2 separate regions of the Homo sapiens genome follow, and region 2 is linked to region 1. A link is an interaction called in ENCODE POLR2A ChIA-PET data of the cell type or tissue named here. Cell type or tissue: PC-3. All regions are shown on one strand. Each heading gives the region's core, and the rest is flanking DNA. Links, peaks and the distances in the headings are about the cores only. Region 1 overlaps DST (dystonin). Region 2 overlaps DST (dystonin).

Region 1 (16,321 bases), core at 5,309-7,808:
GTTTATGCACGTACCATACTTAACTATTTTCCTACTGACTAGAATTCGGACATTTTAATTTTTTTCCAGTATAAACAGTGGAATAAACAAAATATCTTCAACTAAATCTTCTTTACTTAGAAGTGGTATTTCCAGTCCGTAGGAAAAAGTTTGAGAGATACTACAGGTACCAACTTTGTCTCTAAAAATGTACCAAATTACATTTCTAGCAACACTATGAAAGTGCCTTTTTAATTCTATTATCTCCATCAACACTGGATAATATAAATCTTTATATCTGTTGCCTATGTGATGGACAAAAGGCATTTTGGCATGCACCTGTAATCCCAGCTACTTGGGAGACTGAGGCAGGAGAATTGCTTAACCCGGGCGACAGAGGTTGCAGTGAGCTGAGATCGCACACTCCTGCACTCCAGCCTGGGTGACGGAGTGAGTTTGAATTTGCGTTATTTATTAGTAAAGTTAAAAATCTTTGTATATTTTTATAAGCCATTTTTTTCTCTGAATTGTCTGAATTTTTAAATTATTTTTTATATTTTTATAAGCCATTTTTTTCTCCGAATTATTTTCTTCTCTGAATTGTCTGTTCACATGCTTTGCTCATTTTTGTACAACTTATATGTATTTCTTATTGATTTGAGAAGTTTTTTATATAATATGAATAAAATAATTTACTATATATGCAGCAAGTATTTTTGCCTAGGTTGCAATCTGTCTTTTCATTTTGTTGTACATAAGTTTAGAATTCTTTTATTCAAAACTGCCAATCTTTTCCTTTATGACTTTTAAATGTTTGTCCTAGAAAGCTTTTCCCAACTGCAAAATTATAAAACATTCTCCTATACCTTCTATTTTTTTAAATCCTGTAAATGTACACTTATAATCCATCTGGAATTAATCATATGTACATTTTAATCCATCTGAAATTAATTTTTAAGTATAGTGTGAGAGACACAACTAATTTTATTTCCTGCCAAGTGGGTAACATCATCTACTTAACTATCCTTTCTCCAATGAATTTATTGTATTCATTTTTTAATTTCCTAAATATGTTAACTTTTTATTACAGAAAATTCCAAAATATAAAAAGATTTTAAAAAGAACCCTAAGTACCTATCACCCAACTTTAACAACCATTAGTGCCTCTCTATTGATTCCAAATGCCCATCTTTATTATTTACTAAACTCCTACATAAATTTGGATATATATATTTGGGCCAGGCAAGGTGGCTTACACCTGTAATCCCAGCACTTTGGGAGGCCAAGGCAGGCATATCACTTGAGCCCAGGAGTTTGAGGGCAGCCTGGCCAATATGGTGAAACCCCATCTCTACTAAAAATACAATAATTAGCCAGGCATTTTGGCATGCACCTGTAATCCCAGCTACTTGGGAGACTGAGGCAGAAGAATTGCTTAACCCGGAGACAGAGGTTGCAGTGAGTTGAGAGCCCACCATTGCACTCCTGCACTCCAGCCTGGGTGACGCAGTGAGACTCTGTCTCCGGGAAAAAAGAAGGATATATATATCTAAACACTCTGCTCTGCACCACTTCAATCAATGTGGTTATTTTTACAGCAATTATATAAACACATAAAAATTTTGATAAAAACAACAAATATATAGACTGTTTACACTGCATTGCAATGAGATAAAAAGTGTAGTAAGATACAGGCTAGCTACTGTAACAAAGAGATCCAAAAGTACAGCTATTAAAATAAGATCCAGTAACCAAGGGATCTAAGAACCCAAGATCCTACTCTATCACTGCTCAGCCTTCCCCTCCAATATTACTTGCCCACAGGGTTGAAGCTAGTTTACCACCACAATTCCTTCCCAGGCATGAGAAGAAAGGGGCTATAGGAGGCAAGCTGATTCTTTTAAGGGCTTGACCTGGAATGTGTATATATCACCTCTACTTATATCCAATCGGCCATAACTTAGCCATAGAGTCACACACATCTGCATGAAAGGCTGGGAAATGAAGTCTCTAGCTCGCTCACCATGCGCCCAGCTACAACCAGGACATTTCTATTACAAAAAGAAAAGAATAATTCTTGGTAGAAATTCATAGTCTCTACTACAGTGAGCAACCGTTAAAAATTTTTTGGATCACGGAGTTTCATTGGTTGTCTATAAAAAGTACTTCAAAGCACTGCCAAATTTAAAAGCAAATTATGCAGCTTTATTTTATAGAAAGACAAGAGTTCCAAAATTACTAACTTTCAGTAATAGCAAGATGCCATCAACAGCGGTTTTTCTTTTTCTTTCTTTCTTCCTTTTTTTTTTTTTTTTTTTGAGACAAGGTCTTGCTCTGTCACCCAGGCTGGAGTGCAGTAGCACTATCACCACTCACTGCAGCCTCGACCTCCTGGGATCAAGTGATTCTCCTGCCTCAGCCTCCGGAGTAGCTGTGACCACAGGAACACACAACCACGCCCAGCTAATTTTTTTTTTTTTTTTTTTTTTTTTTTTCACAGAGACAGGGTTTCCCTACGTTGCCCAGGTTGATCTGGAACTCCTAGGCTCAAGAGATCTTCCCACCTTGACCTCCCAAAGTGCTGGGATTACAGGCATGAGCCACCACGCCCAATAGAGCAGCAGACATTTTTAAACAAATAAATCAAACAAATAAAGGTGATATTTGAACAATGAATGAGAAAGGAACTGCTCTTTTAAATTTCTGGAACAGAAAGAGCGTTTCAAAAATATGAATTTGAATATATTTCTACTAACATGTGATTCTGTTCCTCCCAAAGAATATAGGTTTATTATCTAGAAAAGCTCTAATTTTGCAGATTTTAAAATCTGAAAATAGAGTTTTCTAATATGTTTTAAAGCCAACTAAATGCAGATCTTCAGTGAGTTCTGTAATCATTTGTTAAAAGTAGAAATATCAACACCTTCAGATTATAAGAAAATCAGTTGACATCAAGAAAGATGAAAATTTGCTAGTAAATTTTATTTTTAAATAACTTTGCATAATCTATGGATGAACTTGAAAAACAAATATCGTGATTAGTAAGAGCAGTTATCAATGCATTTCTTCCATTTGAATCTTTTTTTGAGATAGCAATGACTAAAATCAAATATCAAAATAAACTGACTTTAAAACCAGACATTGAATTACTAATTCACATAGTGTTAAAGATTTTTTAAAATAATGAAGCACATTTAACTGCATTTTTCTCATGTTGAAATCTGTTTTACATAATATATTAGAATAGGTGTATATGTATATGTATATAATTGATACGTAAATACATATACATATTGAGTGTGCATGCTCAAATTTATTTCACTGGTGGGGGTGCAATCAAAACTGTGAAGACTACCGGCAGAAAAGGATCTTTTTGTTATTTCGTATATTTATCTCCAACATATAAAAAAGGAAGAAAAATCTAAATGGACTATAACCATAGAAGATACAAAAGAGGATAGGAGAAAGATCTAACATGAAAAAAGGTTCTAGGCACAAAGACTTTGCACACATAGCCCCCATTAAATGCTAAACACACAGCACTGAATTATTATTATATTGCTGTTTACGAAATTATTTCCTTAAATACATACATATATACGTATGTATCCTTTCTCCATATATATATATCATTAAAATATATAAGTTCCTATTCCCATTGACTATTAAAATCTCTGTTTTCCCATGCACTGATTCAGTTAGCACTCCCATTTCCAGAAGCATACTGCTTATGTTAAAAAGGGCTATGTGTGTACAGTCAAGTTCTATCTAACCTACAACAGGTCATTCCTATATTTTTCAAATTATTCTAAGAAATAGAAAAAGATAAAAATTTTCTCATCAGGCCAGCCCATGGAGCTGCAGCCGCCCTTCGTTCCCTCCTCACCTTCCCTACCAACATCATGGTCCAGGTCCTGCTTTGATTTACTTTGGGCAATGTGGTTGGAATGTAACTGGCTCAGAACTATGGCATACTATACAAAACCTGGCTAAAAAACTTGAAATTAAAAAGGACTTGGATGCCAAGAAGGTTGGAGCCTAGTTCATGAGGCACTGTCTTATAGATACACTGATTCTACTCTCTTGAGGGTCTCCTTTACCATCTGAACCAAAAGCTTTTGTTTGCATCTCTAGCCTCAGTGACCTTCTTCTTTGCTAAACCCTCTGTTTTTTTTGCCTTAGAGCAAGCAAAATGGGGCCCCAATTTGAGAACTACCCTTACATTTCTGGTATTCTCACCTCTTCCATATCCTCCTTCCAGCTGCATGAATGGTTCTAAGACTGGAATTATGGTGCTAGATTAGCAAATATGACTTTTAATGAGTAGTTTCTTCTTTATTGTTTGGAATTTCTACTACCTTTTGTCAAAAGAAAAATGGATGAGCTTTGTACAGCTGGTCAGATACAAATAATGCTGATTTCACAGTTTAGCAATTATAATGGGTGCTTGTTAAACATTACTAAATTTTATTGTTTCAAAGTAATTAAAATTAATATTAAGAAGCTAAAAATAACTCTAGATTCATGTAAAGATCCTAGCACAATCTAAAAACAAAACTTGATAAACTCAAGGAAATAAAGTATACATCAATCTAACATATAAGTTTTAAAGTCCTAAATAAAATCTTGCCAGAACTATCAAAGTGAGTTAAAATAATAATATTCCAAGACTAAATAAAGTTGATTCCAAGAAATCATGGCTGATTCAATAGGGAACTCATTACTGTAATTCACTACAGTTATAAATTAAAGGAGAAATAATTATATCAATAGGTACCTCAAAAATTCCCTTAAATTTTTAAAATTCAATTAAGTTCAGGAGAAATTATTGATTTTAAAATTGAGTAAAATAAGAATAGAAGGAAACTGCCTGAATATTAAAAAGATTACCTACCAGGAAGTTTTATTTGGGACTTGTTGATTTTTTTCCTTAGCTTAGACAGAGACAGTGATCAGAAAGTACTTATTTGGGAATTTTGATTTTTTTCCCTGGATTAGATGGAGAGAGTGGATGCTGGTAAACCGGCTCACTGGCAAAAAAAAAAAAAAAAAAAAAAAAATCCTGATGTAGGGTGTATTAGTCTGAGTTCCCCAGAGAAACAAAACAGATAAGGAACTGGCTCAGGCAATTTGGAGGCTGGTTAATTCAAATCTACAGGATGGGCCAGTGGTTCAGGAGATGCAAGTAAAGCCAATGTTTTAGTCCAAAAGCCATTGAGCAGGAAGATCCAATGTTCCAGTTGAAATCTGAAGGCACTCAAGTGTAAAATTCTCTCTTACTCAGGGGAAGGTCAGTCTTTTTGTTTTATTAAGGCCTTCATCTGATTGGATGAGGCCCACCCACATTATGGAAGGCAGTCTACTCAAATCCACCAGTTTAAATGTTAATCTCATCCAAAAACACCTTCCCTATGGCCAGGCATGGTGGCTCATGCCTGTAATCCCAACACTTTGGGAGGCTGAGGCGGGAGGATCACTTTAGGTCAGGAGTTTGAGACCAGCCAGGCCTACATGGCAAAATCCTATCTCTACTAAAGATACAAAAATTCACAGGGTATGGTGGTACATGCCTGTAGTCACAGCTACTTAGGAGGCTGAGGCAATTGAATCGCTTGAGCCTGGGAGGCGGAGGTTGCAGTGAGCCGAGATCACGCCACTGCTCTCCAGCCCGGGCGATAGAGCAAGCCACCATCTCAAAAAAAAACCCTCCCAGAAACACCTAGAATAAATGTCTGACCAAGTACCTGGGTACCCCATGGCCCAGCCAAGTTGACACATAAAATTAACCATCACATAGTGCTTGCCAAAATTCATGGTATAAACACTCCCATCATGGCCATGATATCACTGAACGCAGAGTTGGAACGATAAACATAAAACTGGCTCTCCCTAGCTGATATAGCTCCCTATCAGATAGCTCTCCCTGGAGAGCCAGTTATATGCATATTGATCCCCAGCTCCAGCTCACCAATGGATGGAGACTGATGTTATATATTTTTTAATATTTATATTTGTGTTTATCTGTATGTATATACATACACACACAGTTCAGCTTTTCTGTGTTCAAAGATAGCCTGAGGACAGGTTTAATATGCTTAAACAAGAAAATCTGAGAGCATGGTGTCTTGCCGATACAAGCAATTATATTGGTTTCTTCTCAGCTTTGGTCATCTTCGATTTCTACTAATATTCTCTTATGGTGAAGGAAATTTTACCAAGGCAATAAATTAAACACAGAAAGAGAGCTAGTTTTTTTTTGGTACTGGAAACATACAAAGCCATCATTTCTAATTTTCAAACATATATGTCACTTATTTTAACTTAATCACAAGAAGCCCATACTTCTTATGATTAAGTTAAAATAAGTGACATATGTGTTTGAATAAGTGACTCTCCATCCACAGTGCAGGAGAGATCTCTCATTTCACCCTATGTTGTGTCCCCTAAAATGTTCCTAAGTAACTTCTCATTCACAGTAAAAATTCAAAATAGGCTTAATTAGAGGCCACTTTCCTGTGCTATGGAAATTTACTTAATCCAGCTTATTCCTTTTATAATTAGAACACCTGTAACAAAGGACTGAAAAGTACATTACCAACAGCATAGTAGGAAAGAGATGGGGAGGAGGGGGACACTGAGTTCTATATGTGGTCATTTGAGTTTAAAGAAAAATCCATATCACAAATGCTTGCTTTAATAAAAGTATTTCTTTAATTTAATAAGATAGGAGGAAGAGGATCAGGACATTCCATCTCATGCCAAACTTTGATGGAACTGGCTAACATCACACTAGTGTTGTTTTTTTTCATAGGGATTAAAAATCATCTATTTGAGCATCTCCATGGTCAGTCCATTTAAAAAGCTTTCTTAGCATAATAATGCTAGGCCAATCAATTATTTTTAAAAAACATACAGTCGAAATAACATTAATAGGGAGCATATGACTTTTCTCACCTAGACCCTATGGAGATTGGCAAAGCCAGCAGTCAGGAGTTAAAGCACACTCTGCCCCTGGCAGAGATGGCAGAAACAGGGAAAAGAGATAGGCACCCACATTGACTTACAGGTAAAAACTGGCCTTCTTATATATCTACATTTTGAGTGGGAAAAGGGATCACAATGTTTATACAGTTCAGAATAATTTTGGTGGCTAAAGCAGTTCCAAAGAATTCTAAATTCCTCTCTTTGTCTTCCGAACACAGCTTGCCGATTAGAATTTTTCCAGCAGCTCAAGATGGGAAAACATTCAAGCTAAACATAATCCCAAGTTCTCTTTATATTTATCCTTTCCAAGTGGAAGCATCATGGAAATAGGTTTTATTTCCCTCAACCCCCTCAATTTAATCCTCTGCTTTCAGGTCATCTTATCTCCCAATGAATCTATTTTTAGCATCCCTTATTAATCCCTTTGATTCCCTTATCTCTACTATCATCATTTCCTGAAGCAGAACATAATTTCCTGATGCAGGAAAAATAAACCAAAATTTCCCGATCCAAAAGCTAAATTACTATAAAGCTACCAGAGGATTTTAGACTTTCATAGTCTTGAAACTGTCTTTCTGACTTATTCTGATATATGCCTTCGAGTAAGCAGATGTAGAAAGTGTGTTGCCAGAAAAGCATCCACAATGTGAACATAAATCAAATATAAATTAAGTTCACTCTGAATGAAACACTATGTTTACTTTTCATATAGTACAGGTGGATTTAAAAAAAAAACCTTTTTAGCATCTGGAACATGTCTGGAGCATGGTACTAAAAGTTCCTACAGAGTCCATTTACCCATTTGCCACTCATCTTTCTTTCTCTCCACTTTTTGTTGGGTCTCATTTATTCAGTAATTCAACGAATATATTTTGAAACCTACTATATATACAGCAGTGAGCTAAGCATTGGAAACAAAAGAGAATAAACATGGAATGCACCCTCAGCAGCAACCAGCCTGGTGAAGGAGACAGACTTATAAGTAAACAATGCAATAATGGTAACATGATAGAAGTAAGCTCAGGAGACCGTAAGGGGAAATTGAGGAGGGGGTCAGTTCCTGAGGGGAAGGAGGAACCACTGTGTGAGGGAAGCCAAGGCCATCGCTTCAAAAACCAGTGAGGATTCAACAGGGACAAAGTCAAGGAAAGACCTGCTGGTCAGAGAGAGGAGGATGCATGAAGGCACTGAAAAGAAATGATGAGCCAGGCAGCTAGCGATGAGTTCACAATAACAGGTGTTATTCCACCTTTTCCTTTACTCACACTAAAGGTAGTTAAGTGGCGACCCTCTTTTTATTAAGAGGAAGACTGAAGGCTCTCTAAGGTTCCTGAGTGTAGAGCTTATTAAATCGTGTAACTAAGTCAATGGGAGGATATGCTCTCCTCAAACTGGTACGCTTATGCTTCACCTCAGGAATACATGTACTTGAAGAACTTAGAAGGAAGAAGGGACACAAAACATACAGCACCAGGACCCAAGATTCTGCCAAGAGCATATTCATAATTCTATGAAAATGCAAATATTTATATGCAGAGTCATACCTCCAAAAACAGTATCAGTAGGTAACTTCAGCAGAGACTGGCAACAGCATAGGAGGGAAAAGAGCAGGTAAGAGGGAGAATTAATTAGATGCATATGTACAATAATTAAAGGATAAAAAGGGCACCAGAGACATGCTGCCTGTTTCACAGTTTGATCTAAACTAATGCTGGTAGCCAAAAAAGCTTTTTTTTTAACTAGCTCAGCTAATGCAGAACACACAAACATCATTTTATCTATTAGTCATTTCTGGATTCATTTAATGAAATAAGTTTCCCATTATATGATACCAAACTAGTACCCAACCCAGAGTCTCATAAGGCAATGCTACCAAATCTTAAAAAATAAAAACAAGACAAAACAACAACAAAAGCCTGGAAATGTTAATGTTAAATGCTATCTGAATTTTTCCAGAGATTAGCAAAAATGTGGGAGATCCAAAGGTTTTATAAAGCAAATATAACATTGAAATAAAAGCCTGACATGGATTTCCCTGAAAGAGAAAAATTAAGACCAATCTCAGATATAAATATTAATACAAAAATCCTAATTACAATATCAGCAAGTAGAATCAGTAGTGCATTAAAAGAATACAATATGATGAAGGGAGATTTGTTACAGAAATTCTAGAAGTGTCTAGAAGTGTCTAGGGTTAGAAAAGTTCCTATTATATTTCACAGGTCTAAAAAGAAAAACCATACAATCACCCCCTTTGACGAAGAGAAAAAAATTAGAAAAAAATGAGCAACTGATCTTGACAAAAATGTTCAATAAAATAGGAATGCATGAGTCATTCAGGATTGGGTCCTTTCAGGAAAACAGAAAGCACATTAGATATTTCAACAGGAGGGATTTAAAAAAGAGAATTGTTTAAACAGGTACTAGAGGACTAGAACAGCAAAACTAGGACACTGAGCAACCTGCAGACCATAAATGCAAGGAAGCAGCTACCACCTCCAGTTTGAGGGGTTCCAAAGGATGAGATTAAGTTACAAGATCATGGGAGCTCAAAGGAAGGGCCCCACAAAGCTGGGGCTCAGACCTGTGAGAAGGGGGCACTGCTCAGCTGCTCAGCTGCTGTTAGTTCTTTAGGAGCTCAGAGGAGGGAAGTGCATCTGAGTTGGGGCTTATACCTCTGAGGTGGGAGCACTGCCTAGCTGCTGCTGGTACCTACAAGGCGGAGTGATGAGGCTGGCTCTGGCAATCTAGAAAAATAAATACATAAAGCTGAGGTGAGATACCCCTACTGGGGCACCTCTGACAGGAAGAGCAAGAGAGACAGGGAGTGCTTCTCCCCACTTCCCCTTTCCAAGCTCCCTTTAGTACCTCGTATTGGCAGAGCCCACCAGAAAGTGCTATCATTTTCCAAACCCCCTCCAGTGCCCCCTATTGACGCAGCCCACTGTGCTATCAAAGGAGTCCCAGCCCCAACACCAGAGAGTATAGAATAGAAAGGTGAGGTGAAGCTGGAAGACCAAGAGTAAATGACCAGCAAAGATTTATCTCAACCCAAAAGCCCACTTATGCTAATTAAGGAAACATCAGAGACTTTCCCAATAAAGTCAGAAACAAGAAAAAGGTACTCACTCTTATTTCTATTATTTAACATTTTGCTGGATGTCCTAGCCGATACAATTATACAAGAGAAATAAATAAAATGCAAAAGTTGGAAAAGAGGATATACAATAATCACTATTTGCGGATGATATGTTATTACACTTGGAAAACCCAAGAGATTCTACTATAATAAAATCCACTACAAACAGTAAGATAAGTTAGCAGATTATAAGATTAAGATAATGAAACCAATAGCTTCACTTACAGAAACTACAAACGGAAGACATAATGTAAAAAAGACCTGTTTTTAATCACAACCAAAATAAAATACTAGATATACTTTTACAAGAAATATGGAAGAAATACATGAAAAAAACTCTGCCAAAAAAGAAGAGTTGAACTAACAGAAAAGTATACCTACTGATAGGAAAACTAAAAATCATAAATATTCCATTTATCCTTTAATAAAATTCACATTTAACATGTTCAACAAAAATACTGATTTTTTTTCCTTTGGAATTAGACAACCCAATTCTAATATTCACATAGGAATAAAAAGAATACAACTAAAAGAGTATACCAATAAGGGAGGACTAGAACATATTATGAAGCTTTGATAATTAAAATAAACCATTGTAAATGGCCATGTGATCATATTTACCAAAATCAAAATATGTAAATATTTGATTCCATAATTCTCCTTCTGGGAATTTATCCCACAGATAACATTTGCACACATGTAAAAGGCTAAGGTTTTACATTTCAGCATTGATTGTAATAATGAAAGATTAGAAAAATCCCAAATACATTAATAGGCGGATGATTAGCTAAATTATGTTCATGCGTTCAATAGAATACTATGCACCTACAAAAAGAAGTATTTCTCTATGGAAAGCTCTTCAAGATACATTGAGTGAATAAAACAAGATGCAAAACAGTGTATACAATATACTACTATCCATATAAAAAGGGTAAAATAAAATATATTTTTATTTCCTTGTGTATGGAAAAATAATGAAAGGATTTAAGAGAAACTAAGAATAGTCATTACTTAGATTTCCTCTTCCAGAAATAAAAAACAAGAATGAGATAAAGAATTCTCACTGATATACTTTTATATGCTTTGATTTTTGAATCACGTAAATGTTTTACCTTCTCAAAAATCAAACAAATAAAAACAATAACAGCAAAGGCTGCCACACTAAATTTTTAATCCCCCAATTTACCCTTTAATTCTATACAAAACATATATAAAATGTTAATAAACCCAATTTACCTTTAATTCTATATAAAACGTATAGAAAACTTTCAGATAAATGCAGGCATAGCCAAAGAAGAGAAGAAAAGAAGCATCAAGAGAAGAAAAGAGCATCAACACTAAATTCAATGAATGATTCATTTCTTATCTGATCACCCATCACTGTAAGATAAAGGAAATGAAAAGAGAACTCCTCAAAGGTAGAGACAAGTCTTATTCAACTTGATTGTATTCCATTTAAGTTTCTGACAGAAGCTCCTCTCAGTTGGGTTAATAAGACCAAGCCCTTCAGAACTAATGGCACAAAGTGAGCTAGCCTCCAGGATCTGGTAATTGTGTATGGGTAAGGACACCAAAAGGTAAGGAAGGTGATGATGGTTTGCAGACCTCTGGCCTCATCTTGTAGCACTCAGTGCCTAGCCAACAGGCCTATGCCGTATCTTGGTTTTTCAGGGCCCTAACTTTGGGATCTACTAAAGTAGTTGCAGCAAAGCTATTACCTAGATTCCAGTTGTTGAAAAGATCTAAGGCAAGAATTAATGACTTCGAAGAAGGGACAGCTTGAAGGAAACCCAGGCATTTTTCCTAACCTTTTATCAGCAGCCTGTCTTGTGTGTAAAATGTTTTCTTGAAAACACACAAAAAAATGAAATGTGTAGGAATCTCATGAGAAACTGGATTTCAGGGCCCAAAAACTAAAATATAGGATTAAAAATCTTTAGTTATATCTTCCTTTTTGTATACAATATTCAATGATAGATTTCCAGAATTCCATACAGTTCCTTGCTTTTGCTTCTTTTCCTACCAATAAAACAGATTCTAGACGGGCTTTAATTCAGAGAGTATCCACTTGAAGCTAAGAATTTCTTCTTTCTGGCTCACCTGATTTTTTATATCTTTATCTGAAGTGAATTGCTATATAAGACCTAATTTCCCATCACCAGCATTATCAGTAATTTTTCTAGTGTTCATTCATTTATATAAGAAAGATATGAAAAAGCAATAAAATATTCAAATAATTGCACAAATGCTGCTGAACAAAGACAGCAATGTTGCTGAAACTGGTTACAGGCAGGCAGCTCTCAGAATATTCCTTTGTCACGATTGCATGACAAAATCCAAAACCCTTGCATGAAAACATGTTTAGGATGTCATTAATATACAATGTGAAAGAGAAGGTTATATACACAGTCAGAAATTTGAACACGAAATCAATCACTTATATTGTGGAATTCAAAATCAAAACACTTCCTGCTGCCTCACTGTCAGTCATTTATAGCCTGGCATAAATTAGGTTGATGTGATAATCTCCTAATTATATCTAGCTGCATTCCTCAGTAAAGAAATGGCATTTTGATTGGAGTTGAGGGTAGAAGTTTGGGAAAGAAAGGCAAAGGGTATTTTGGAAGCTCAGGGGCTGATATGGTTTGGCTCTGTGTCCCCAAAGAGTGCTGTGGCTTCAGAGGGTTCAAGTCCCAAGACTTGGCAGCTTCCATGTGGTATTGAGCCTGCGAGTGCACAGAAGTCAAGAATTTGGGTTTGTGAATCTCCGCCTAGATTTCAGAAGATGTATGGAAATGCCTGGATGCCCAGACAGAAGTTTGCTGCAGGGGCAGGGCACTCATGGAGAACCTCTGCTAGGGCAGTGCAGAAGAGAAATGTGAGGTCAGAGCCCCCACATAGAGTCCCTACTGGGGCACTGCCTAGTGGAGCTGTGACAAGAGGGCCACCGACCTCCAGACCCCAGAATGGTAGATCCACCAACCGCTTACACTGTTGGCCTGGAAAAGCTGCAGACACTCAACACTAGCCTGTGAAAGCAGCCAGGAGGGAGGCTGTACCCTTCAAAGCCACAGGGGTGGAGCTGCCCAAGAACATGGGAACCCACCTCTTGCATCAGTGTGACCTGGATGTGAGACCTGGAGTCACAGAAGATCATTTCGGAGCTTTAAAATTTGACTGCCCTGCTGGATTTTGGACTTGCATGGGCCTTTGTAACCACTTTGTTTTGGCCAATTCCTCCCATTTGGAACTGCTGTATTTACCCAATACCTGTAACCCCATTGTATCTAAGAAGTAACTAGCTTGCTTTTGATTCTACAGGCTCATAGGCAGAAGAGATTTGCCTTGTCTCAGATGAGACTTTGGACTTTCGGGTTAATGCTGAAATGAGTTAAGACTTTGGGGGACTGCTGGGAAGGCATGATTGGTTTTGAAATGTGAGGACAGGATTGGTTTTGAAACGTGAGGACATGAGATTAGGAGGGGCCAGGGGCTGAATGATATGGTTTGGCTCTGTGTCCCCACCCGAATCTCATCTTGAATTGTACTCCCATAATTCCCATGTGTTGTGGGAAGGATCCAGTGGGAGATAATTTGAATCATGGGGGTGGTTTCCCCCAGACTGTTCTCGTGGTAGTAAATAAGCTTCAGGAGATCTGATGGTTTTATGGGGGGTTTCTGCTTTTGCTTCTCTCTCATTTTCTCTTGCCACCAACATGTAAGAAGTGCCTTTTGCTTCCCGCCATGATTCTGAGGCCTCCCCAGCCATGTGAACTTTAAATCCAATTAAACCTCTTTTTCTTCCAGAAAAAGTCTTCCAAACCTAGTCTCAAGTTTGTCTTTATCAGCAGAATGGAAGTGGACTAATAGAGGGGCATTTAAGGGAAGAGCAATTCCTTGACCAGGGTATTCTGGAAAGCCACAGAACAGGCATAGGAGGAACAGGCAGCCGGGAGGCAAGAGAAGGGTGGGAGAGAAGGAGGAGGGAAAACAGCTGAACTGAAGTTCAACTACTCTGTATTTTCTCAAATATGCCTGGTAACTCTAGTTTACTCACTTAATTCCATTCCTATATACATCAAATATTTAGCCAACATCAAATATTCAACAAATAGTAAGTGCCTATTCCATGCCAGATGCCACACAAGGCTATGGATACAAGATAAAAATTACATACCACCTGCCTTGGTGTGTAAATCCCCATATCTGGTGCCCTCATCCAGTCCCAGAGTGAGATGGAGCAGGGACACTTCTTAGGGGTCTGTGGGTCCCAAGCATAGAAATAATAGAAAATCCTGAGTTCCTTCAAGGGAATTTCCAGGTACCTAGGTCTCCCTGAGAAATAAATGAGCAACTAGATAAGCAAGAAGGTAATAGTAGCTTAAAACAATCTCCCAGGAAGTTAAAATAATACAATGTTTGGTTCTCTATAGAAAGTAAAGATAAAATCTTAACATATGTTCCTGAGTTGTTTTTCAGAAACCCAGACCCCCACCGAACAGCATGTAGACCTCAGATAGGAGGAACTGAGGACTGATCTCTGACCACTTCTCTTTGCTGTAAATTTCTTCCTGATGGTCCTGAAAGAAGTCACACCAGAAACCAGAGCTAACAATCTTTTCTGCTGACCCAGATCTTAAACAAAGCTTCCCTTCCTTAACCAATTGCAAAACAGAAAATCTTTTAATCTACCTATGACCTGCCCCCACTTCAAGATATCCCACCCTTTGTAGGCCAAACCAATGTGTAACCTCTGCATATTGATTTATGATTTTGTCTGTAACTTCTGCTTTCCTAAAACTTAACCATGCCTTTAAGAACTCGACTTGCAAGCCATTGAGGAGATCAGGTCTTTCAGCATAAGCTGCACTATTCTCCTTGCTTGGCACCCTGCAAATAAATGCCCTCCTTTCTTCCACTGCAAACCTCAGTGTGGATGTTTGGCCTTACCGTGCCAGGTGAGCAGGCCCCAGTTAGTTCAGTTCAATAACAAGAGGGGAGAATGTCCAGGAAGACTAAGGGAAGAATGTGAGATAAAGAAAGGAAGAAAATGATGTTTAATCCTCATTTTTAAGTAGAAATGGGAGTTTGCAACAACAACAAAAAAGTAGAATAGAGGGGTTCCAGCATGAGCAATGGCATGAAAACAGAATGGGGTAGGGAACCAAGCAGCTGGGTCTTGTTTGAGTTTAAGGTGTGCATTAGAGGTATGTGGGAGCTGATACCAAGAAAGGGTGTACTTATCCTGTAAGCAACGGGAAGCCATTAAGCAAAGAAAAGCCATTAAGCAAAAGGAGTGGAAGATCAGATCTTATTTCAGATAGCTTACTCTGCCAACAGTATCATAAAAAGTGAACTGAAACCCAAAGCCAAGGAAACCAGATAACAGGCTTTTGTAAGAGCCAATTCCTACATTGTCTCTGGCTTAAGGGCTTTTACATTTGTCACTATTACATTTTGTTTTATTTTATATACATATATATATTTTTTATTTTTTAGAGATGGGGATCTCACCATGCTGCTCAGGCTGGTCACAAACTCCTGGCTTCTAAAAATCTTCCCATCTCAGCCTCCTAAGTAGAACATTTTATTTAATTAGATGCTACTCATCTTTCTAGCGATTGCCTTCACCAGGTGACTGCAATTTATCCTCAAACAGGGACACTTTTTAAGATGGGATGCTAAAACAACAGACTTAAACTCAAATTCTCCCCCTCCTCAGCCCCTACCAAAGGGCTAATAGAATCTGCCCATCACTGGGGGTTGTTAGCATAACACATACTTGACCCTCAAAAAATGGCAACTGTTGCTTTTCTACTTAGTTTTTATTTTTTTAATTTGGAAAGCTAACAATAATAAATCACTTTTGTTATGGTCTGGGCTTATAAATTCCAGCACACTGCCTGGAAATGCGTTAGCTCAAGAGGGGGACAGTTTACTAATTTGTCAATCATCAGCCCACTAGTGCACTTTTATATACATATAAAATATACATATTATATATTATATTATATATATATATATATATATATATATATCGTGAGAGAGAGAGAAGGAGGGGAGAGAGAGAGAGAGAATATGACATGGAGAGAGAGAATTAAGGCACACTAATGTCTCCATCACCAAAATGGAGAGATCATTGGTTTTGTGAACTATCTCAGATTGGCTGCCCTCTGACATTAAGGATGCCTCTAGGCTGACCCTTCCAATAACTTCCAA
Region 2 (16,321 bases), core at 8,400-10,899, 130 kb before region 1:
TACAGATGTGAGCCATCGCTCCCAGCCTAAGTATTATGTTCTTTATCATCAGGTACTCTGAACATCAAAAGCTTATAAATACCAAATTATGTAAGTAACAAAATTGTGTAAGTAATAAAAATAGCACAAGAGAAATATTTTGTTACAGTGGCTACAGCACAATATGTAAAATTAAGAAATGAGTTCTGTTATTTATACATGCAAACTACTTTTTTCCCAAGTATTAACAGTCTAGATATTTTTCAATGTCAAGATACATTTCTGCAATACTCCATCCCAATGAGTTGATAAATGTACCATAACCTACTTAATGAATTCTCCAGTACTGAGCAATTATGATTGCTTCCAACTTTTTGCTATTACTACAAATAGTACTGTGAATCATGTTAAACTTTTGTAAGCATACTTATATTAAACTTGTTAAACTTTTGTACACATGCTTCCTTATAATTCCTGAAAGTGGAATTTCAGAGTCAACATGAATCTGTACCTTGTCCTGCAGAAAGGTTGTATGATTTTTAGTCTTAGTAGAAACATTGTTTTAAATGGTACAATATGAAATACATATGATTAATTGTTAAATATTTGTATTTTATAACCATTAATATATAGTGGTACAGTGGTTCACACCTATAATCCCAGCACTTTGGAAGGCCAAGAATGGAGGATCCCTTGAGACTAGCCTCAGCAACATAGTGAGACCCTGTTTCTATAAAAAAAATTTTTTTTAATTAGCCAGGCATTGTCATGCACACTTGTATCCTCACTACGTAGGAGACTGAGGCAGGAGGATCATTTGAGCCCAGGAGTTCAAGGTGACAGTAAGCTATAATTGCACTACTGCACTCCAACCTGGGCAACACAGTGAAACCCTGCACCTAAAAAATTAAATAAAATTGAAAAAATATATATAGTTATATATGCATATGTACACACCTCTATTATACAAATGATACCTTTTAAAATGCTGTGCTTACTTTTTTTAATTGCAGTAAAGTAACTATAACATAAAATTTACCATCTTAACCATTTCTAAGTATAGTTTATTAGCATTAAGTATATTTACAATAGTCACATTATTGTGCAATCAATCTCTAGAAGTTTTACATCTTGTAAAACTAAAATGCTATACTCGTTAAACAACTCTCAATTTCCTTCTCCCCCAGCCCCTGGGAACTACCACTTTAACTTTCTGCTTCTGTGACTATGACTACTCTAGATGCTTCATGTAAGTGGAATCATACAATATTTGTCTTTCTGTGACTGGCTTATTTCACTTAGCATTATGTCCTCAAGGTTCATCCACACTTTAGCATGTGTCCGAATTTCCTTCCTTTTTAAGGCTGAAGATATTCCATTGTATGTACATACGACATTTTGTTTATCCATTTACCCATCAATGGACACTTAGCTTCCACCTATTGGCCACTGTAAATAACGCTGCTATGTACAATATCTGTGCTTATTTACAAATATTCATACACAGCAGGAACTCTTCCTAGCTTGACCTCATGATATTTCAGACTCCAGTCTCTACCAGGGATGCTCTCTTCTTTTATTTCAGATGAGTAAAGTGAAGCTCAAAGAGGTGAGCTCATTTCTCTTCATGCCTAGACTGCTCCCAGGTTTTCAGGTCATACTTCTCCTTCTGTTACCCTTCCTGGACATGTTTTCCTTTGCTGACACTGGGGACTTTCCCATTATTTCTCCAGAGCCGGAATTTTTCTTGCCAGAAAGCAAAAAAAAAAATTTTTAACTGTCCAATCATCTGTGATTTCTCATTTATATAGTTACTATCTACTATGATAGATAGTAAGTTTTATCATGCCCGTTTTACAAAAGAGGAGATTGAGGCTCAGAGTACATTGGTAATTTGCCCAGTGTCACAGAGTTTGAATGAGCCAAGCCAAATGTGGACCTTAAGTCTGTCATATTTGAAAGCCTGTGTTCTTTTCACTATGCATGCTACATTTTAAAAACTGTCTTATTAATTCTCAGTCACTAACACCTACCCCAGATAAAGCCTATTATTAATCTCAGAATATCAGATTTATGTACTTTGGATACTTACTTTATCTTCTCATTCACAGCCCAGGGAGAAAACACACCTTCTTCCTCCTTTCAGGCTTCCTCTTAGAATAGGTCATTAATCACTAAATATGTCTGTGTACTGAGTTTCATTTGTTCAGAAATAGACTACAGTTTTCTGGCTGGCAGCTGGAAATTAAATATATTTTACTACCTTATTTTCAAAATTACTCATGAACTTTAAACACTCCAGGGTAAAGGAAATCTATCACTATACTAAGAAAAATGAAAACCAGTTTGTACTGGACCATAAAACCTAAAAGTGCCCAGTGATTATACTGACCAAATACAAGAAAGCTTTCCGTTGTTTTGAACAAAAGAAGTCCCCATTGCCCACACTTTGGCCAACAAGACCAAGATACCTGGATCACAAGCTGTCCAACAGAAATGCTACTTAGAGGGTAAATAATCAACCTAACAAATTCCTTCCCACTTAGAAAGGTTGAAGGTGAGAGACAAGATGCAGAGACACATGGAATGAGAAAGAGAGGCCAACAAAGAAGGCCAAGAGAGTGGGTGAATGAGAGTAGCTGATGCCAGAAGCTACCTTTTAGATCCATGCTACTATGTATCCTTACACGAATCCTTTATCCTTTATCATTTTCCAGTAGCCTGAATTAATCTCTGTACTTTGAATCCAAATAAGACTGGTAAGGCAGTGAGCCGAGATGGCACCACTGCACTCCAGCCTGGGTGACAGAGCGAGATTCCGTCTCAAAAAACAAACAAATAAACAAACAAATAAGACTGGTAAAGGTATAGGTATAGTAACTGAGACACTGTATTGTGTATATTGTAGGTGAGAGCAATTAGATAAATACAGTAATGTTGTGAACCAGAGTTCTCACTGCTGGGAACCAGGGATATAAAAGTGGGAGAAGGTTTAAAAAAAAGAAACCTACAGTATCAAATTTGAATAGCGAATATCAGTAATAAATGTATGATTTAAAAATTAGCTACCCAGCCAGGTGCAGTGGTTCATACCTGTAATCCCCACACTTTGGGAGGCCGAGGTGGGAGGATCACTGAGCCCAGAAGTTCGAGACCAGCCTACGCAACATAGGAAGATCCCGTCTCTACAAATAATTTAAAATTAGCCAAGTGTGGTGGCACATGTCTGTGGTCCCAGCTACTCAGGAGGCTGAGGTAGGAGGATCACCTGAGCCCAGGATGTCGAGGGTGCAGCAGTGAGCCATGATCACACCACTACACTGCAGTTTGGGCAACAGAGTGAGACCCTGTCTCAAAAAAAAAAAAAAAAGAAAGAAAGAAAAGAAAGCTATCTATTTCCTAGATATTCCTATTGAAAGGGTATGGATATAATCATAATCAGCAGCAATAAACATATCTAGTGCCCAAATCTTGATTTATAAATATGAAGAACCACTGAAACAAACTGAATTCTTAGAGAAATCATCTATTCCAACTCTGGGGCAGGGAAAGCACAAAGTGAGCCTGAAACATCTCGTTGTGCCAAAAAGCAAAGGAAATGCTTAAAGATTACTGAGAATATGGTAAAAGGACACAGAAGCCAACTTCAAAAGGCTGCCACTAGCCAAACTTGGGACAATTTAATCATCAAAAATAATCACAATGATAATGAATTCTAACACACTGAGGTTTTTTTGTTTTTTTTTTCTAAAGAGACAACAATGACATTAAAGAAGAGAAAAGGAGGAGATGAGGGAAAGCTCTTCTTTGTGGAAGAAAGCCAGCTAATAAACAAGAAATGATCACCATTTTTACAATTAAATATTAATAACTCATTCAGGTAAGGATCAAGGAATACTATTAGGTAAAAGGTTTTGGGGGAACATGACATGTACAAATTTCCCAATTTATCCATTAATTACAGGAGAGAAAAAGTAGTAAAACAGGTTCTTTTACAATGAAGAGATCTAGCAGATACCATCTCAACTAAATGATCGATTTTTTTTTTTAAGAGATAGGGTCTCACTATGTTGCCCAGGCTGGCCTGTAACTCCTGGGCTCAAGCAATCCTCCCATCTCAATATCCCTAGTAGCTGGGAACACAGGGGTACACCACCACACCTGACTAAGTGATCAAATTCAACACCACCATTAATGGAATACACTGATATGTGCTTCCTGATATGCTGCAATAAGAAGTAAACACTATCACTGCTGTAATAATTTTGCCACAAATGTTCTAACCTGAATCCAATCATAAGGAAATAATAAGACAAACCCAGATTGTGGGACATTATATAAGACAAATGGTTGGCTGGGCATGGTAGCTCACGCCTCTAGCCCCATCACTTTGGGAGGCCAAAGCAGGTGGATTGCTTGAGCTCAGGAGTTTGAGACCAGCCTAGACAACATGGTGAAACTCCATCTCTACAAAAAATACAAAAATGTAGCTAGGCATGGTGGCATGTACCTGTAGTCCCAGCTACTCAGAGGCTGAGAAGGGAGACTCGCTTGAGCCCCTGAGGTCAAGGCTGCAGTGAGCCCATGATCGCACCACTGCACTCCAGCCTGGACAACAGAGTGAGACCCTGTCTCAAAAAAAAAAAAAAAAAAAAAAAAAAAAAAAGCAAAAGGTTAGGAGAGGGCACTGTTCTAGCAATCCTTATTTGCATCTTGGAGTCCTGGAGGGTGGGGAAGAGCTAGAAGTTAAAGGTTAGGGAAAATCCAGGAGGGATGCATATTGTATGTTAGATGGTATCATAGAATTGTTTCTTAGAGTTGAAAATGGTATTATGATTATGTAAAGAGGATGTCCTTATTCTGACAACACAAATACTTAATTATTTAGAGACAAAAATGTCATGATGTCTAAACTTAAATTTTAATGGTTCAGTAAAAAAAACTGAGAAAGCACAAATTCAGCAAAATGTTAACACTCAGTGAACTAAGGTGACAGGTATACATAGGGTTTGTATAACTATTCTTTCAACTTTTCTGTAGACTTTAAGTTTTTCAAAATAAAATGTTGTTCTCTTAAACTACCCACAGAGAATTCTAACAAAAGAGGTCCTAAGACAGACAAGAACACTATGCTTTTGAAAAGAAAAACAAGATTTTTTTAAAGGTTGCTTTTGGTAGTATAAAAAGTTTTAATCTGGCTTTTTCTTAGTGCAGCAAATTTCAGACTGGGTTTCTAAATTTGCATGAACATGCAGTGAAGAATGTACATATTGTCTCGGATAATAATACAATCAATTTACCAAAAAACAGTATTTTTATTAAAAGTTCCTTAAAGTGCTATGTTATCAATTCCCTTAAAGAAGAAAAAGATCTTAAAGTGAAACATTACATTATAGAGTTTATATTTTAAATGCACAATAAAAGAATGAAAATGAGTTATAATTTCTCAATTTTCTATGTGACATCGCTGAGGTATAAATGGTACCAAGAAAATGGTATTTTAAATGTTAATACAGTCATGACTGATTTAAGGAGAAAAGTCAAGCTTTTTTGGTTGAAACCAACACAGTGTTTATAGGGTTTCTAAACCAAACATTTTATTTTAATACAGGCTGTCAACCTGCATTGCAACAGAAGAGTTTAAATAACTTTTCCAAATTTAACTTTCAGTCCAACTGATTGCAGCATGATCTGCCACCAACCAAAGAACACCAAGTATGAGTTACTGCTACGCTTCTGCAGACATTATACACACCAAGTATTTCGACTGAACCTCAGAGCTGACATGCAAAATAGAATCATTATGACAATCTGAAGCCTTTTACCATCTCTTTATTTTTCATTTACCACAATCATATTATTCAGTTCTGATTATACAGAGTAGATGACCTTTAGCTTACCTCCACTCTCTCCTGAAAACACATTACGTTGACAGTAATGGAATCTGTGTTTAGGGTACATACTTACCAACAAGGAGAAAGGAAAAGGAGTTGAGAAGAACAAGGGCATTTGGTAGCTGGAAAACCCAAGAACAAGTTGTACCTGACTCAACAGAGAGGTGACCACTAAGCCAGCAGCCAGGAAAGCTGAGAGAAGCAATCTGATTCATACCTTGAAACCCCACAAAAACCTCACCAGAAAAGGATAGCAGCAGGTAGCCATGAAAGCTGGGGTGGGGTGGGCCTTGACACAGAAAGGACAAGTCTAAGACAGAGATTCCTCTCCCTTGCCCAACCCCCAGGAGGCTGGAGGTTTATTCTCTGGAGAGAGTCAAAGAGACAGGGGCTCTAATCAGCATGACAAGAGACATAAATGAGAAAGGCAAATTAAGCATGCCTTCACATCCTAAAAGTCATCCTCCAGCCATCTTCTGCCAAATCAGCTTCCAAAAGTGGAGTTGAAAAGAGTACTCTCTAAGGAATATGACCAGCCCAAGAGAAAAGATCCCAAGATTCTGATCCCAGGAGTTCCCCCACTGCAATGACCCAGCCAGATCCTATGGTAAAGGCTAAGGTTGAGAAGTCCACCACACAGATAGCGAGTCCATAATTAGCTTTTAAACATAAATAGGTACATAGCCAAGGAAGGCTTCTGAGCAAAGCCCCTTATAGGAAAAACCAGGAGGCCAAAACAAGTAACAGATTTTCAAAAAGTAATTTAGAGGAAACAGAGCAAGGAAGGGAGATAAAAAGTTAACAAAAAATTATTAATATCCTTAGAAAGGAGGGAAGATACTGCATCCTTAAATACAAACAGGAGTCCATAAAAGCAGAATAATTAGAGTACAAAAAAATGAATTCTCAGAAAAATTAAAATAGGATTACAGAAAAGGAAAACTCAGTGAAAGGGATGGAAGATCAAACTGAGGAAATCACTCTGTAAACAAAAGGAAAAAGTTACAGAAAATCAGAGAGACAAGCAGAGGAACTACAAATAACAAGATTTTTAAAATAATAGATCAGAAGAACGGGAGAAAATAAAATTTTTAATTACCAAAATTAACATAAACTTCCAGATTAATGGAACAATCAAGTACCTAACACAACGGATGGAAAGGGACCTACATCATAGCATATCATCAAGAAATTTCAGCAATGAGAGACAAAGAAAAGACACTAAAACAGTAGTTCTCAACTCTGGCTACATCTTAGAATTACCTAGGGAGCTTTTCAGAAATATCTATGTTTGGGCTCCACTCCAGACCAATTACTTCAAAATCTCTCATACCAGGATTTGGTCAAAGTCCCCAGATAATTCTAAAGTGAAGCCAGGGTTAAGAATCACAATCCTATAATGTCAAGAAAGAGTGGGGGAGGGAGAGAGAAGGGAGGATGATCTTGAGATTTTGTAATAGCAATAATGAAAGCCCAGAAGACAACAGATCAATCAGCGCTTTCAAAATTCTAAAGGAAAAATTATTTCCAATCTAGATAGTACCAATTAAGTGCAAGAGCACCAATAAAAAATTTTTCCAGGACACACAAAATTTCTCTTCCATGCATCTTTCCTCATGGTACTACTAGAGAAGACAGTTTGTCAAAACAAGGTTGTAATCAAGTCTTGAGACCACAGGATCCAGCAGAAAGGGATCTCACACAGAAAGAGGCAAACAGCAACCCCGGAGTGATGGTTATCTGTGCCCCAGGGATACGGGGCAACCATACAGAACGAAACAGAACAGCTCACAAGGTTCTGTGCAAGTAAGACCCAAAAAGATGCAATACCTAATGTGTCTGAATGTTTGGAGAAAATAACGTTAACAACTGGGGGTGAATTTATGATAAATACATAGAAAACTAAGCAAAGAAGCAAGACAATTATTAACTACAGAGCACAAACAAGGAAAGTCATGCAAGAAAGAAACAGTCATAATTTACTCATGACTCAGCTGTGAATAGCATTTACTAAATCACAATAATGTGACAAAGAATAGTGATCTAGACTAATGAATGTGGTAACTACATTGGGAAGACAGAGAATGGAGAGTATGACCTGTCTAGTGGTAGAAACGGTGAGAGTGAGCTAAATGTTCTTCTTCCAGAGAGGAAATCCAATACACAGGGCACAAAACAGAAAATCAAGAAGTAGATCCAAAAATTTGTTATCTAGTGATATGATTTAAATATCAAAAGAAACAGCCTGCAGTGTGAAATGCTTGTCTCTAGGATGCAGGCAATGGTTGGGAGTGGTGGGGGTGAGTGGCTACAGAAGCAACTGCAGATTTTCATAATAAGATTTATAGAATTATTTCAGTTTTAAACTATCTACATAAACAATCTGATTAAAAAACTAAATTTTAAAAAATAAATATTGTTATATACTGTAGTAACGTAACAAGGAAGGAGGGAGAGAAGGAAGGAGGAAGGAAGGAAGGAGAGAGAAAGGAAGGGAGGGGACTATAAGCAGAGTAAATCCTCATCTATTTTAACAGGAATTAAGAGCAAATGTCTGCAGTTTGCATATTTTTCTAAAAATCACAGCATAAGCATTTTATTTAGAATACAGAAGTACAGGCATATCCATTTTACTGCACTTGGCTTTATTGTGCTGTGCAGATATTGCATTTTACATACTGTGGCAACCCTGTGTCAAGCAAGTTTAATGGCATTATTTTTCCAACAGCATGGGCTCACTTCCTGTCTCTGTGTTATATTTTGGTAATTCTCACAATATTCAAACTTTTTCATTATCATTATATCTGTTATGATGATGTGTGATCACTGATCTTTAAGGTTACTCTTTAAATTCTTTTGGGGCACCACAAGCCACAACCATATAAGACAGTAAACTTAATCAAGAAATGTGTGTTCTGACTGTTCCAACAACCAGCCACCATACCCCTGGCCTCTCTCCCTTTCCTCAGGCCCCCTTATTCCCTGAAACACAACAGTATTAAGATTAGGCCAATTAGTAACCCTACAAGGGCCTCTATGTGTTCAAGTGAAAGGAAGAGTCACATATCTCTCACTTTACTCAAAAGCTAGAAATTATTAAGCTTAGTGAGGAAGGCATGTTGAAAGCCAAAACGGGCCAAAAGCAAGGCCTCTTGCTCCAAATAACTAGCCAAGTTGTAAATTCAAAGGCGAAGTTCTTGAAGGAAATCAAAAGTGCTACTCCAGGCTGGGCATGGTGGCCCACACCTATAATTCCAGCACTTTGGGAAGCTGAGGCAGGCGAATCACCTGAGGTCAGGAGGCCAACATGGCAAAACCCTATCTCTACTAAAAATACAAAAATTAGCTGGGCGTGGTGGCAGGTGCCTGTAATCCCAGCTACACAGGAGGCTGAGGCAGGAGAATCACTTGAACCCGGGAGCGGAGGTTGCAGTGAACCGAGATTGCGCCATTGCACTCCAGCCTGGGTGACAAGAGCGAAACTCCGTCTCAAAAAAAAAAAAAAAAAAAGCTACTCCAGTGAATACATGAATGATAAGAAACAGCCTTACTGCTGACGTGGAGAAAGTTTCAGTGATCTAGACAGAAATTCCCTTAACCAAAGCCTAATCCAGAGCAAGGTCGTAACTCTCTTCAATTCTATGAAGGCTGAGAGAGGTGAGAAAGCTGCAGAAGAAAGATTTGAAGCTAGCAGTAGGTTCGTAAGATTTAAGGAAAGAAACCATCTCCATAACATAGTTCAAGGCAAAGCAACAATTGCTGATACAGAAACTGCACCAAGTTATCCATAAAATCTGGCTAAAATCATTGATGAAGGTGAATCTAAGCAACAGTTTATCAATGTGGACAAAACAGTCTTCCAATGGAAGACTATACCATAGATATCTCTTTATTGGAGATGCCACATAGGACTTTCATAGTTGGAGAGAAGGCAAAGCCTGGCTTTAAAGCTTCAAAAATCAGGATGACTCACTTATTAGGGACTAATACAGCTGAAGTTGAAGTTGATGCTCATTTGCCATTCTGAAAATTTTATGGCCCTTAAGAATTACGCAAAACTACTCTGCTCATGCTCTATAAATAGAAAAACATGCCTGGATGACAGCGTATCTGTTTACAGAAGGGTTTAATAACTATTTTAAGCTCACTATTGAGATTGCTCAGAAAAAAAAAGATTTATTTCAAAATATTACTGCTATTGGCAATGTACCTAGTCCAAGAGCTCTGATGGAGAGGTACAAGCAAATCAATGTTTTTTTCATTCCTAATAGCATAACATCCGTTCTGTAGCCCATGGAACAAGGTGTAACTTCAACTTTCAAGTATTATTATTTAAGAAATACATTTTGTAAGGCTACAGCTACCATCAATAGTGATTCCTCTGATGGATATGGGTAAATTCAATTGAAAATATTCTGGAAAAAATTCACCAAAAAATTCACCATTCTAGATACCATTAAGAACATTCATGATTCATGGGAGGAGGTCAAAATATCAATATTAACAGGAGTTTGGAAGAAGGTGATTCCAAACCCTCATGGATGACTTTGAAGGGTTGAGGACTTCAGTCCAGGAAGTAACTGCAGATGTGGTGGAAATAGCAAGAGAATTAGAAGTGAAGCCTGAAGATGGGACTCAATTGCTGCAATCTCATGAGCAAACTTGAATGAATGAGGAGTTGCTTCTTATGGATCAGCAAAGAAAGTGGTTTCTTGAGGCAGAATCTACTCCTGGTGAAGACACTGTGAACACTATTGAAATGCCAACAAAGATTTAGAATATACATAGGACTTAGTTGATAAAGCAGCAGCGGGGCTTGAGAAGATTAACTCCAATTTTGAAAGAAGTTCTACTGTGGGTAAAATGCTAACAGCATCACAGGCTGGCTCCAGTGGCTTGCACCTATAATCCTAGCTACTCAAGAGGCTGGGGCAGAAGGACTGCTTGAGTCCAGGAGTTCTGGGTGGTAGTGAACTATGATTGTGCCACTGTGCTCCAGCCCAGGCAACAGAGCAAGAAACTATCTCTCTTTTTTTTTTTTTTAAATCACATACTATAGCTAAATCTTTCAAGAAAAGAAATGAATTGATATGGCAAACTTCACTGTTGTTTTATTTTAAGAAATTGCCACAGCTACTCAAATCTTCAGGAACCACCACCCTGATCAGTCAACAGCCATCAACATCAAGGCAAGACCCTCTACCAGCATAAAGATTATGACTCGCTGAAGGCTCAGATGACCTTCAGCATTTTTTTTTTTTAGCAATAAGGACATTTTTGTGTTTTTTGTTTGTTTGGTTTTGTTTTTTTTTTGAGACAGAGTCTTGCCCTGTTGCCCAACTGGAGTGTAGTGGCACAATCCCAGCTCACTGCAACCTCCACCTCTTGGGCTCAAGCAATTCTCCTGCCTCGGCCTTCCAAGTAGCGGGGATAACAGGCACGCACCACCATGCCCAGCTAATTTTTGTATTTTTTTAGTAGAGATGGGGTTTCACCATCTTGGCCAAGCTGGTCTCGAACTTCTGACTTCAAGTGATCCACCCCACCTCGGCCTCCCAACATGCTGGGATTACAGGCATGAGCCACCACGTCCAGCCAATACAATCTTTTTTAATTAAGGTGTATACATTATTCTTTTAGACATAATGCTATTGCACACTTAATAGACTACAATATAATACAAGCATAACTTTTATATGCACCAAGAAGCCAAAACATTTCTCTGACTTGACTTATTGCAATACCTGCTTTATCGTGGAGGTTTGGAACTGAACCCACAGTATCTCCAAGATATGCCTGTAACCACCAGACACATTTAAACATAATTCCAAATAGACTGTGGGAACCGAGTAGACAAAGGGAAGAAGGGGAACTGAAACACTTCATTTTCGTTATAAATCCTTCTGTACTGTTTGATTTTGTAATCATGTGCATATAGTATAGTGTTTTGAAAGTTATTCAAAGGTTTGTTTTTAACTGGCAACCTGCTTTATTTACTAACAATTTCTTTAGAGTCAACTCTATTGATATAATTCTAGTTCATTTTCTTAACTGTACATAGTAATAATTGCCCAACTATACAATCACTAACTTATCCATTATAATACTGATAAGCATTTAGTTTGTTTCTGAAGTTTCTCTATGAAAAGCAATAGCACAATGAAAAACTCCTATCCCCAATCTCCATGGTGCCTCTGATATCCTAGGATGAGAACATCCCCAGCGAAAAAGAATCTGCCTCTCTCTAGAACAGAAAATTAGGTTTTGTCTGGTGGAAGATTCAAGAAACTCAACAAGTTTCAAAAAGTTGTAGAGAAGCATTTTCAGAGGTGTTAATAGTTACAATGCCATGTATATAGCAACAACCTGATAAAAAATAAAAACAAAAAAAATAAAAACTCCTATCTAAGGTTGGGCATAGTGGCTCACGCCTGTAATCCCAGCACTTTGGGAGGCTGAGGTGGGAGGACTGCTTGAGCCCAGGAGTTCGAGACCAGCCTGGGCAACATGGTGAAACCCCATCTCTCCAAAAAATACAAAAAATTAGCCAGGCATGGTGGCACACACCTGTAGCCCCAGGTACTCAGGAGGCTGAAATGGGAGGATCACCTGAGCCCAGGAACTCAAGGCTACAGTAAGCCATGATCACACCAATGCACTCCAGCCGGGGCAACAGAACAAAACATTGTCTCAGGGAGAAAAAAAAAAAAAAAAAAAAACCTCCTATCTACTCACACATGTGCAAAATTTTAATCTGTTCGGTTGTCTTCAAACTTTTTACATTATGTTGCCCCAAAGAATTTTTAACCTTTGCCACATTTTTTAAAACATAAACTCCAGATTTTATATGGATTTCATCAGTTTTTCATTAATATCCTCTTTTTGTTTTAGGATCTCATCCAGGACGACAATGCATTTAATTGTCGTATCTCCCCAGTCTCAAAGGCTGTTTTTCACTTACACTCAGGAGATACTTGTTTAAGCACGGTCATTTGTATAAATTTAACCAAAACATTTAACTTCTCTGATTCTCAGGTCTGTTTGCTGTAGAATGAGGAAATACCGCTATCTGAGAATATCTAATAAGATAATAATATGAAAAGGCCCTATAAACTGTTTTCATACTGGGAGTGTATATTTGCTTAATACATATTATTCACAAGCTAGTCAAGGATCTAAAATGTCTTCTCTTATAAAATGTCCAGAGAGAATTAAAATTCTCTTCCCCACCCCAACCCGCCAAATATGTAACTTCATCTTTATAACTACATGGAGAACCCAAAGACTCGACATGTTCATAAAGGACTTACATATAATGTTTGAGAAGCCCCAAGGAAAAAAATCACAATGTAAGTCTAAAGAAGTGATAATATAAAATGTATTTAATGTTCTAATCTTACTAATACAAGTCACACAATAATTTTTTTTTTTTTTTTTTTTGAGATGGAGTCTTGCTCTGTCACCCAGGCCGGAGCGCGATGGTATGATCTCAGCTCACTGCAACCTCCACCTCCCGGGTTCAAGCGATTCTCCTGACTCAGCCTCCCGAGGAGCTGGGATTACAGGCATGTGCCACCACACCTGGCTAATTTTTGTATTTTTAGTACAGGAGGGGTTTGGACATGTTGGCCAGGCTGGTCTTGAATGCCTGACCTCAGGTGATTGGCCCACCTCAGCCTCCCAAAGTGCTGGGATTACAGGCGTGAGCCACCACACCCAGCCGTCCACATAATAATTATTAAGAGAGAAACTAAAGCCAATTTCTAATTCCTTAATATCTACTACCATTTCTATTTTTTGTTTTTTCATTCATCTATTTAATTTTTATATTTAAGGAATAATCTGAGCATTATTAGCAGAATGATGACATGGAATTAACAATATGAGTACCCTATTAAAATTTTTATAATTCTATAAACAATCAAAATTATATTTTCTGATATCCATGGACAATGAGCAACAATTTTCTTAGCTCTATGAATTTAAGTACCACTTTTCTTAAAACTCTTAGGGAAAAAATGTAAGTCAACCTTTTAAATTTGGTAACGGGAAACTCAGCCAATAACACTTTAACAAAGTGTAGCATGTAAGATTTTAATAAATATTTTTGTTTGGGCTTTAATACTACTAGTTTTATACATGTATATATATATACATATATACACAAACTATGAACATCCTAGTAGGATTCAACCACTGAGAATTATATCAAATATTGACTCCTAACTGCCAGCTAGACTCTAACAGGACATTAAGACAAAGACATCTTTTAGGACAAAGCATGAGCTCATGGGAACGTACTAATTTATCTGATATAGCACAGTGCCCTACTTTTTAGTAGCAAGACCTTTCCCTTGCTTTACACACATTACACCCATTGATATCCATGGGAGCCTGATGCAGGAAAGGAGCACCATGTGGCCTCTTGGAAGGGAAAAATTTATGTCTGCTTTTGAATGTTGTTTGCCACCTGGAAGCCAGCCAAACCAATATAAACATCCCCATTCATAAAGCACTGGATAATTCTTTGTCTTCAGTAAATTCCAGACTTTTGAAAAGGTCAAATTCAATTCGAGAAAAGGGAAATCATTATACTTTAAGAAGGCCCAGAACACAGAAAGAATATCATACATTAAAAGATAGTACAGTACTGACAAATAATCCAAAATACTGTAGCTGAGATGAAAATCTGCAATAATAGCTGCCATTTGGGGGCTGTTTTTAATGTGTTAAGCATTGAGCTAAATGCTTTACATAAATCATCCCATTTGATTCTCACAAAAATCAGGGAAGTGGATGTTATCCATATTTTGCAGGTGAGGAAAGTCAATCTTAGGTTAACTGGCAGAACCAAAACTGTAAAACCCTGTGCTCCTAAAATACTACAGCGTACCTACCATTAACTGTAGAACAAGGGCAATAATATTAGCCAAGTGTCTGGATATAGCCTATTCCTTGGGAAATCACTTTTAAAATTTATGCTGCAATCTTACTTGGTAACTTTGCTTAGTTTTCCATCGGCGTTGTTTTTTTCTTTCTTAATATCTATCATAGTGACACTATTGATTAAATACACCTTCAGTTTCTTAAATGTTAAGGAGACTGCAAAATATGAAAAAAAACAATAGAATAGCCTTTAATGGGACCATGTGAGTACAAGCATCTTCCATTTAACCTAACTACCACCATTTTCTTTTGATATAATTATCAAACTTTTCACGCAATCATTTTCTGCACTGCCAGAGGCAGAGCTCCCTTTCAATAAAAAAGATATGAGGAGATGCTTTTCCAACTCGTACAACCCCTGATATGAATCTTACAGGCAGACCAGGCTGGCCAACAAAGTCAACTCCCATCCTGACAGACCAAGAGTTCAAATACTTTAATACTGTGGTAACCCCGACCTTTTACATTATTCTAAGATGCCTTCTGTTAAAGCTTAGAACAACTCCCTAGGGAGCAGTGCCACAGGAATTTCTGTAGTTCATGGAAAAATCTGAAAAGCACAGATACAATTTCTTTGTAACCCAATCTCCAAAAATGGGAGATTTGAAGTGAAGGGAAGATTTGTGTTAGAAATGAAGGCAGCTTTCCCATCACATAAATGAAAGCAAAGAACAAAGGTCAAGGGTCACCACCCCATTTCACTGAATCTAAAGTCCTCAATACCAAACATATGACCAAATTCAGTCTTCCAAATTGTTACAATTTAGCTGGCTATCTTTACTGCGTAAATTTGAATATACTGTTTAAATCATAGATTTCATTTACAAAATCAAACTACCAAGACACAGGATACACTAAGGTGTATATATTGCATAATTAAGTAGTAAAACATCCCAAGGGCTCCAACCACAATTAGATTTTTACCGTAAGGATTGAATGCATGGTAATCAGAGAGATCATCTGTGACTCTGCAATGAGAAGGATTTACACAATTTCCAAATTCTGAAAACCAGGTTATTGCAATGCCTCTGAAATACAGTTCTAGGAAAAGCTGTCGTTAAGTAAGATTAAAAATAAATGTTAAAAAAAAATTTAAGGTAATTATGACCCTAGTTTCACAGAGATAACTGTTTTGGTATTACTAAAATTTACTATTGATACTATATACTGATTTAAAGAGAAAGAAATAACAAGAAATATTATATTGCTTGCTCCAAAGAAATCTTAATATATCTTAGCCTCTTTTGACAATTAAAATCTGCTGAGGCTCAATACAGGTTTACCTAAAATTCCACTGCAATAGTACATTTTTTAAGGCCACATCATAGAAGAGACAATGCTCTAACGACCACGCTAAAGAAGTTCCATTAAATACATATGCACAGAGGAAATGAACATAACTGTATTAAGCCAAACTATAATCCTCCCCAGATCTTGTTAGAGTAAGCCTTTATTCTGTTGATAATAATTATCAGTAATCCCTTACATACAAGAACACTTCT

The links. ChIA-PET counts read pairs that join two places held together with the same protein. Peaks named below come from ENCODE experiments on the same cell type or tissue, not always from the same donor. Only the 100,000 strongest peaks of a DNase experiment are listed, where the experiment ranks them.
Region 2: POLR2A ChIA-PET joins it to region 1 with 5 read pairs; 2 of 35 experiments call an interaction of 5 or more read pairs at or near these places.

What each region holds. Positions count from the first base shown.
Region 1 is chr6:56,918,450-56,934,770 of GRCh38, forward strand. The region is part of intron 2 of DST (dystonin); the gene reads right to left. Among named protein-coding and RNA genes, the nearest start is that of DST, 28 kb to the right of the region's middle. RefSeq lists an enhancer at 9,767-9,816. In PC-3, for the core only: no CTCF peak of the experiment used is centred there; no DNase peak of the experiment used is centred there.
Region 2 is chr6:56,788,455-56,804,775 of GRCh38, forward strand. All of the region lies in intron 4 of DST (dystonin), which reads right to left. Among named protein-coding and RNA genes, the nearest start is that of DST-AS1, 47 kb to the right of the region's middle. In PC-3, for the core only: no CTCF peak of the experiment used is centred there; a DNase peak (open chromatin) is centred at 9,917; H3K27ac peaks cover 1,505 bases.